2 separate regions of the Mus musculus genome follow, and region 1 is linked to region 2. The links are chromatin loops, found by intact Hi-C in ENCODE. Cell type or tissue: gastrocnemius. All regions are shown on one strand. Links, peaks and the distances in the headings refer to the core of each region. The heading gives the core; the rest is flanking DNA. Region 1 overlaps Sec31a (Sec31 homolog A (S. cerevisiae)). Region 2 holds the start of Coq2 (coenzyme Q2 4-hydroxybenzoate polyprenyltransferase).

Region 1 (2,911 bases), core at 248-2,747, 280 kb before region 2:
CACAGTGATCCTGGGATGGTCCAAGAAGGACAGGAGTGCTACTCAGTAGTCTGTTTTCCTAAAATGTCAAGAGCAGGCAAACTGAACATTTTACCAAATTCTAATGCGCACCGCCCCCCCCCCCCAACTGGTTTTGCCTGGAGAGATCTAAATAACTATATTTAGGTCATTTAAAGATCAAACTGTATGAGCTGGTGAGATAGCTAAATGATTAAAGCATTGGCTGCTCTTCCAGAAGTCTTGAGTTCAATTCCCAGTAACCACATGTGGCTCAAAACCATCTGTAATGGGATCTGATGCCCTCTTCTGGCCTGAGGATGTATTTGTAAAAGAACACTTTAAATTAAATTAAAAAAAAAAAAAAGATGACACCCCGTAAGCCACACCCTTAGACAGAACTGCCAACTCTAGCTTTCAGGCTAAGGGAAAACAAGCACATGCCATTCCTACTGCCAAGGAATCCCAGCCAAGTTTCCCATAAAGGAAAAGGCCATGGACAACTTTTAGAACGCTGTTCCAGGGCTGAGCGTGAGGACCACAGTTCAAGCCCCTGCACCCACACTTGCCTGTAACCACAGAGCTGGGGAGGCAGAGACAGGAAGATTCCTGAGGGAGGCCAATCAGAGATTCTGTCTCAAAAAACAGGTAGCAAGGCAACGGACAAAGAGACACTGTTAATTTCTGGCAGCCAGGACATACACACATAAGTGCACGTGCATTTGTATGTACATGAACATATACACACAGAGGAAATTAAAAATAAATAAAAAGTTATCAGAATTCTGCTGACCCAGAGTGTGATAATAACGGGGAAATTTAGGAGCATGCGTCTGAGGCCTTAAGAAAAGCCAAATGACTTTAACTTTGGTATTGTATGGAATTAACAAAACAAAAACCAAACAAACACAAAACCCCAACCACACAGTGAAGAAGCTTCCCGCCTGCTCACGTCTTTGATGCTTGCACTGGCTCATTTGTAACCTGAAACTTCACTGAACTAGAAAATCTAGTTATTTTAGTTGTCGCATATATACATACTGAAAAGTCAATTCCTTTAAATCCCATAAAATACAACCATATGCAAACGTTTATTTGATAAATGAATTTTTTTCCTGGCTTCAAATCCCACAGGCAGAATTTATTGTTGGGTTAATTCTGTTCTCAGCCCCCTAACCTTAAGGTTTCTGTACTCCTACAAAAACATAATCTAAAACTTTAAACTGGAAACCAAGGAACTTTTATTTTTATTTTATAAGACAGATAAAAGTCTACTGACAGGCCAGGCCCAGCATATAGCCCTGCCCAGCATCTAAGGCCCTGTGCTTAACTCTCAACACCTAAGAGAGGGAAATGTATTGAAACATTTCCTCACTTATTCAGTATTCTGTGTGCATGTGCGTGTGCATGGCGGGTAAGTGCGGGAGGCATGCACCACAGTACCCCGTGGATGACAAAGTTCAGGAGTCAGCCCTCCCTCTCCTCCTGCCTTGTGGAAGTGAATTCTCTCCTTTCTGCTGTTGCAGACCCAAGTTAACAGAGGTGAGTGCTTCCCACCTTGCTGGAGGGGTGCTGAGGCTATGCATGGAGCCACTGCATCCTGCTTCTCATGAGGGTTCCAGGAATCAAACAGGTTTCCAGACTTAACTGCTGAGCCAGCTTGCCAGCCAGAAGACAATTTTTAATGGTGCTGGAAACCAAGCCTAAACCTTGGCACCGGCTAAACAAGTGCTTGACCACTGAGCCACAATTCCAGCCCCAGCCATTCACATTTGTCTTAGTTTTCCAGCAGAGCAACTACAAAAGCACCTGCAATAATTGGTCTACTTACTTTAATAGAGAAGAGGAAAAGATATAAGGCTACGGCTTGGGGCTGGAGAGATGGCTCAGAGCACTCCATGTTCTTCCAGAGGACCCAGGTTCAAATCCCAGCCCCTACATGTTGGCTCCCGACTGTGTGTGACTCCAGTTCTATGGGATCTGACGTCCTCACACACACATACATGCAAAGCACCAATTCACATAAAAACACCAATGCACAAAAATAAAAATAGTGATTTTTAAAAGAAGACTGTAGCTAGAATCTATGTTCCAATAGAGAAAGATTAATTTTAAAGATTAAAGGAAATGAGCCTGGGTAATGTTCCTGACAGAGTTCTGATGGATTAATATCTGTCACCTTCCTCCAATGGTTTTAATTATAATTATGTGCTTAATATCCATGTGGAAAATTCTTATTCAGGTAGAAGTAAGATATTCCAAGGGCTGACAGGCTGAGAAGCACCCCTCCTCCTACCTCTCCTGTGTTAGGGTTAGAGCAGAGAATCTTAGCATCTTTTCCACAGCTTAACAACAACTCAGGATCTGCCATGCTCCAAGCAACTGCCAAAATCCCCCTATAAAAAAAAATAGGCGGGAGAGAGGAACAAATGAGAACAGTATACTGACGGAACTCACTTCTCTGTTTACTAGTCCAAACCGTTAACCTCGCAAGAAAAGAAGGAAGAGAAAGACAGGCACACATACACACACAGAGACACACACAGAGACACACACACAGAGACACACACACACACACACACACAGACGAAGAAAACCCATCTTGAGGAAAGCAAGTTTCCAGTCCGGCCTGTGCAGGCTCAGGGATTCACGTACTGCTAACAGCAATCTGGTAATGGATGCCACAGACACAGGGAGCTCAGCACTGTGCACAGCATTGTAGATGGTAAGAATGAGAGCAAAGGCCCAACCACATCGACTAGAAATAATGTCACAGGCTACGTTTTATGAGAAAACACTGAGATAAAAGTGCCCTGTATAGCTGGCTGTGGTGCCATGCACCCTTAATCCCATCTTGGGAGGCAGAGGCAGGCAGATCTCTTGTGAGTTCCAGGCCAGCCTGGTCTACACAGAG
Region 2 (2,898 bases), core at 1-2,500:
TCAACGTCCGCCTCCGGGACTCCCGGCTCAGAGCGAGGGAAAATCTGCGTGTCCCTGGCTAAGGTCCTGACCGAGTCCCGAGGGGACTGGCCCAATGGGTGCATCGCAGCGGAGTCGCGGTCACTGCGGCCCTGCTCCTCAGGCAGGCAGGCTGTCGAGCGCAGCGCAGCCCAGCCCGCCCCACTCACCTATGGGCTTGTCCAGGCGCATGAGGCGCAGGTAGGGCTGCAGCGGGCGGGGCGCCGAGTTCACCACGGCCGCGGCCGACAGGCTGAGAGCTCGGCCCCGCTGCGTCCCGGGGGCCGGGGCTCGCCGATCCCGCGCGCCCGGAACCCCTGCGCTGCGCACCAGGGCCAATGGGAGCCCGCGCGGACCTCGCAGCCATGCGGACCGAACGGCCCGCAGGCCCCGCGCGAGCCCCGCGCCTCCCCAGCGCAGCATGGCGCCAGGCTGGACGCCGGTCGGTGGCGTCATCCAGGGCGACGGGCCGCGGGCAGGCATGCGCAGTGGTGGCGCGCGCGCTCCTGGAACTGGATTTACAGACCGGGCTGAGCCGTATGGTGCTAGAAATCAAACCTGGGTCCTCTGTAAGGAGAGCAGCAGGTGCTGTTCACCGCTGAGCCATCTCTCCATCTCCAGGCTTCTTAATGAACTCAAAAGGAGAGTGTTTGTTTATTTGTATGGAATAGTTCTACCATAAAAAGAAAAACTTAAGTCCAAAAATGTTAACTACATGGAATGTTCACCTTCTAACACTAAAAGGGAAACAAAAAGCCAAATCAAATTATGTAAATTTTTATATATGTATATTCATATATACATATACTCATATATATACATATATATGAATTTAAGTATATCTATCTATATCTATATACTTAAGGGAAATTCTTTACTCGAGGTGAACCTAAGTTTGACAGCTAAAAAGGATGCAGTTTCACTCAAGAACAACTTCATAACCAGGTGGTGGTGGCGCACTCCTTTAATCCCAGCACTCGGGAGGCAGAGGCAGTCAGATCTTTACGTTTTCGGCCAGCTTACTAAAGAGTGAGTTCCAGGACAGCCAGAGCTACACAGAGAAACCCTGTCTTGAAAAATAAAACAAAGAAAAACAAAACAATAACCAACTTTATGCGACCCTTGTTAATATAGTTGGCCGTTGCATGTTTGCAGGTACCTGGTATGTGTTATTCCACGGTAACCCCTCACTGACTGGCTCTGGACAAGTCGCTTATCTGGATTTTAGTGTTTTGAGATGGTGGTGTATCCTTTTCGGTGCCCTTCCTTAAAGCCTATGAAGTGAGTTCTGTGATCCTGGCCTGGCGCTTGAGGAAGGTGCAGCAGGGGGCGCGCTGGCCTTTGCAGTCTGGGAAGCGCTGCTGGTCCTTTGATCTTTTAGCTCCATCTGCTGCTTGCCAGTTGAGCTCCTCTACAGGTTTGCGGCCTTTGAGGCTCCTTTCTTTTCCCAAAAGTTGCCTCCACGCTGTTTATTTTCAAGCACCCTTTCAGGTAGCATAGGTGCCGCCATGCCAAACACGAGGCTCTTTCACACTTGCACACTATTTCCATTTGCCTGGAGTTCCCAACACAATATTTAAAATGCAAAAATCATTGCGAATGCTTTCTATTTTAGAGGGAAAGGATGATAAAGCTGTTTTTTAAAATTGCTTTTTTTTTATTTGAAAAAAATGTATTTTAAAGTCCACTAACTTTTTCACTCTCAAACCCATTTCAACTTGTCCTGCAGTGGTAGTAGGACATTATAAAAGTAAAGACTAGACTGAGTCCAAAGAATAGTTATTAGCATGAAGCAGGAGCGACCATGGCTCTCTGCCCTGTTCTGTTAACTCCATAGAGGGTCAATAGCAACCTTTTGCTTTTGTGACATGATGTCTGTGGCCTTCCGTGGGAGACACACACACACACACACACACACACACACACACTAAATAACTAAATACATGGAATAAATGTTTGAGGTTTTGGGTTTTTTTGGTTTTTTGTTTGTTTGTTTGTTTTGTTTTATTTATTTATTTATTTATTTATTTATTTTTATTAGGTATTTTCCTCGTTTACATTTTCAATGCTATCCCAAAAGTCCCCCATACCCACCCCCCCAATCCCCTACCCACCCACTCCCCCTTTTTGGCCCTGGCGTTCCCCTGTACTGGGGCATATAAAGTTTGCAAGTCCAATGGGCCTCTCTTTCCAGTGATGGCCAACTAGGCCATCTTTTGATACATATGCAGCTAGAGTCAAGAGCTCCGGGGTACTGGTTAGTTCATAATGTTGTTCCACCTATAGGGTTGCAGTTCCCTTTAGCTCCTTGGGTAATTTCTCTAGCTCCTCCATTGGGGGCCGTGTGATCCATCCAATAGCTGACTGTGAGCATCCACGTCTGTGTTTGCTAGGCCCCGGCATAGTCTCACAAGAGAGAGCTATATCTGGGTCCTTTCAGCAAAATCTTGCTAGTGTATGCAATGGTGTCAGCGTTTGGAAGCTGATTATGGGATGGATCCCTGCATATGGCAATCACTAGATGGTCCATCCTTTCGTCGCAGCTCCAAATTTTGTCTCTGTAACTCCTTCCATGAGTGTTTTTTTGTTTTTTAAAGAAGGTAAAAATGGTTTCAAACTCATATGCCCTGGGAAGTTCTATTCCTGGACTTGGAAAGTATTCTTTTTGTGGAGAGGCTGTGAACCACAAGGGTGAAATAAATAATGAAAATCATTGGAGCAATAAGATAAGGTGCAGATTAAAAGCTAACAGGCATGTGAGCTTAAAAGGTCTCACTAACAAGGCAGACAAGAAAGATTAGGGAAACTTCAATGTTATTGCATTTAACATTCAGTAATGTAACTGAGCACTGGTCTTCATGCGGCCGTGCCTTTCTCATA

Evidence for each region. A loop is a pair of places that touch in the nucleus more often than their neighbours do. Peaks named below come from ENCODE experiments on the same cell type or tissue, not always from the same donor. Only the 100,000 strongest peaks of a DNase experiment are listed, where the experiment ranks them.
Region 1: it touches region 2 in a loop (2.6-fold over the local background); 3 of 42 quality-filtered maps call a loop at or near these places.

Annotation. Positions count from the first base shown.
Region 1 is chr5:100,393,509-100,396,419 of GRCm38, forward strand. Sec31a (Sec31 homolog A (S. cerevisiae)) reads right to left here. Exons shown (of 28, transcript NM_026969.1): 8 at 2,294-2,393. Among named protein-coding and RNA genes, the nearest start is that of Sec31a, 21 kb to the right of the region's middle. In gastrocnemius, for the core only: no CTCF peak of the experiment used is centred there; no DNase peak of the experiment used is centred there.
Region 2 is chr5:100,673,801-100,676,698 of GRCm38, forward strand. It overlaps Coq2 (coenzyme Q2 4-hydroxybenzoate polyprenyltransferase), which reads right to left and starts at 456. Exons shown (of 7, transcript NM_027978.2): 1 at 189-456. The coding sequence starts at 441. In gastrocnemius, for the core only: a CTCF peak has its summit at 1,342 (motif pointing right); DNase peaks (open chromatin) are centred at 156, 468 and 1,352; H3K4me3 peaks cover 1,612 bases; H3K27ac peaks cover 1,565 bases.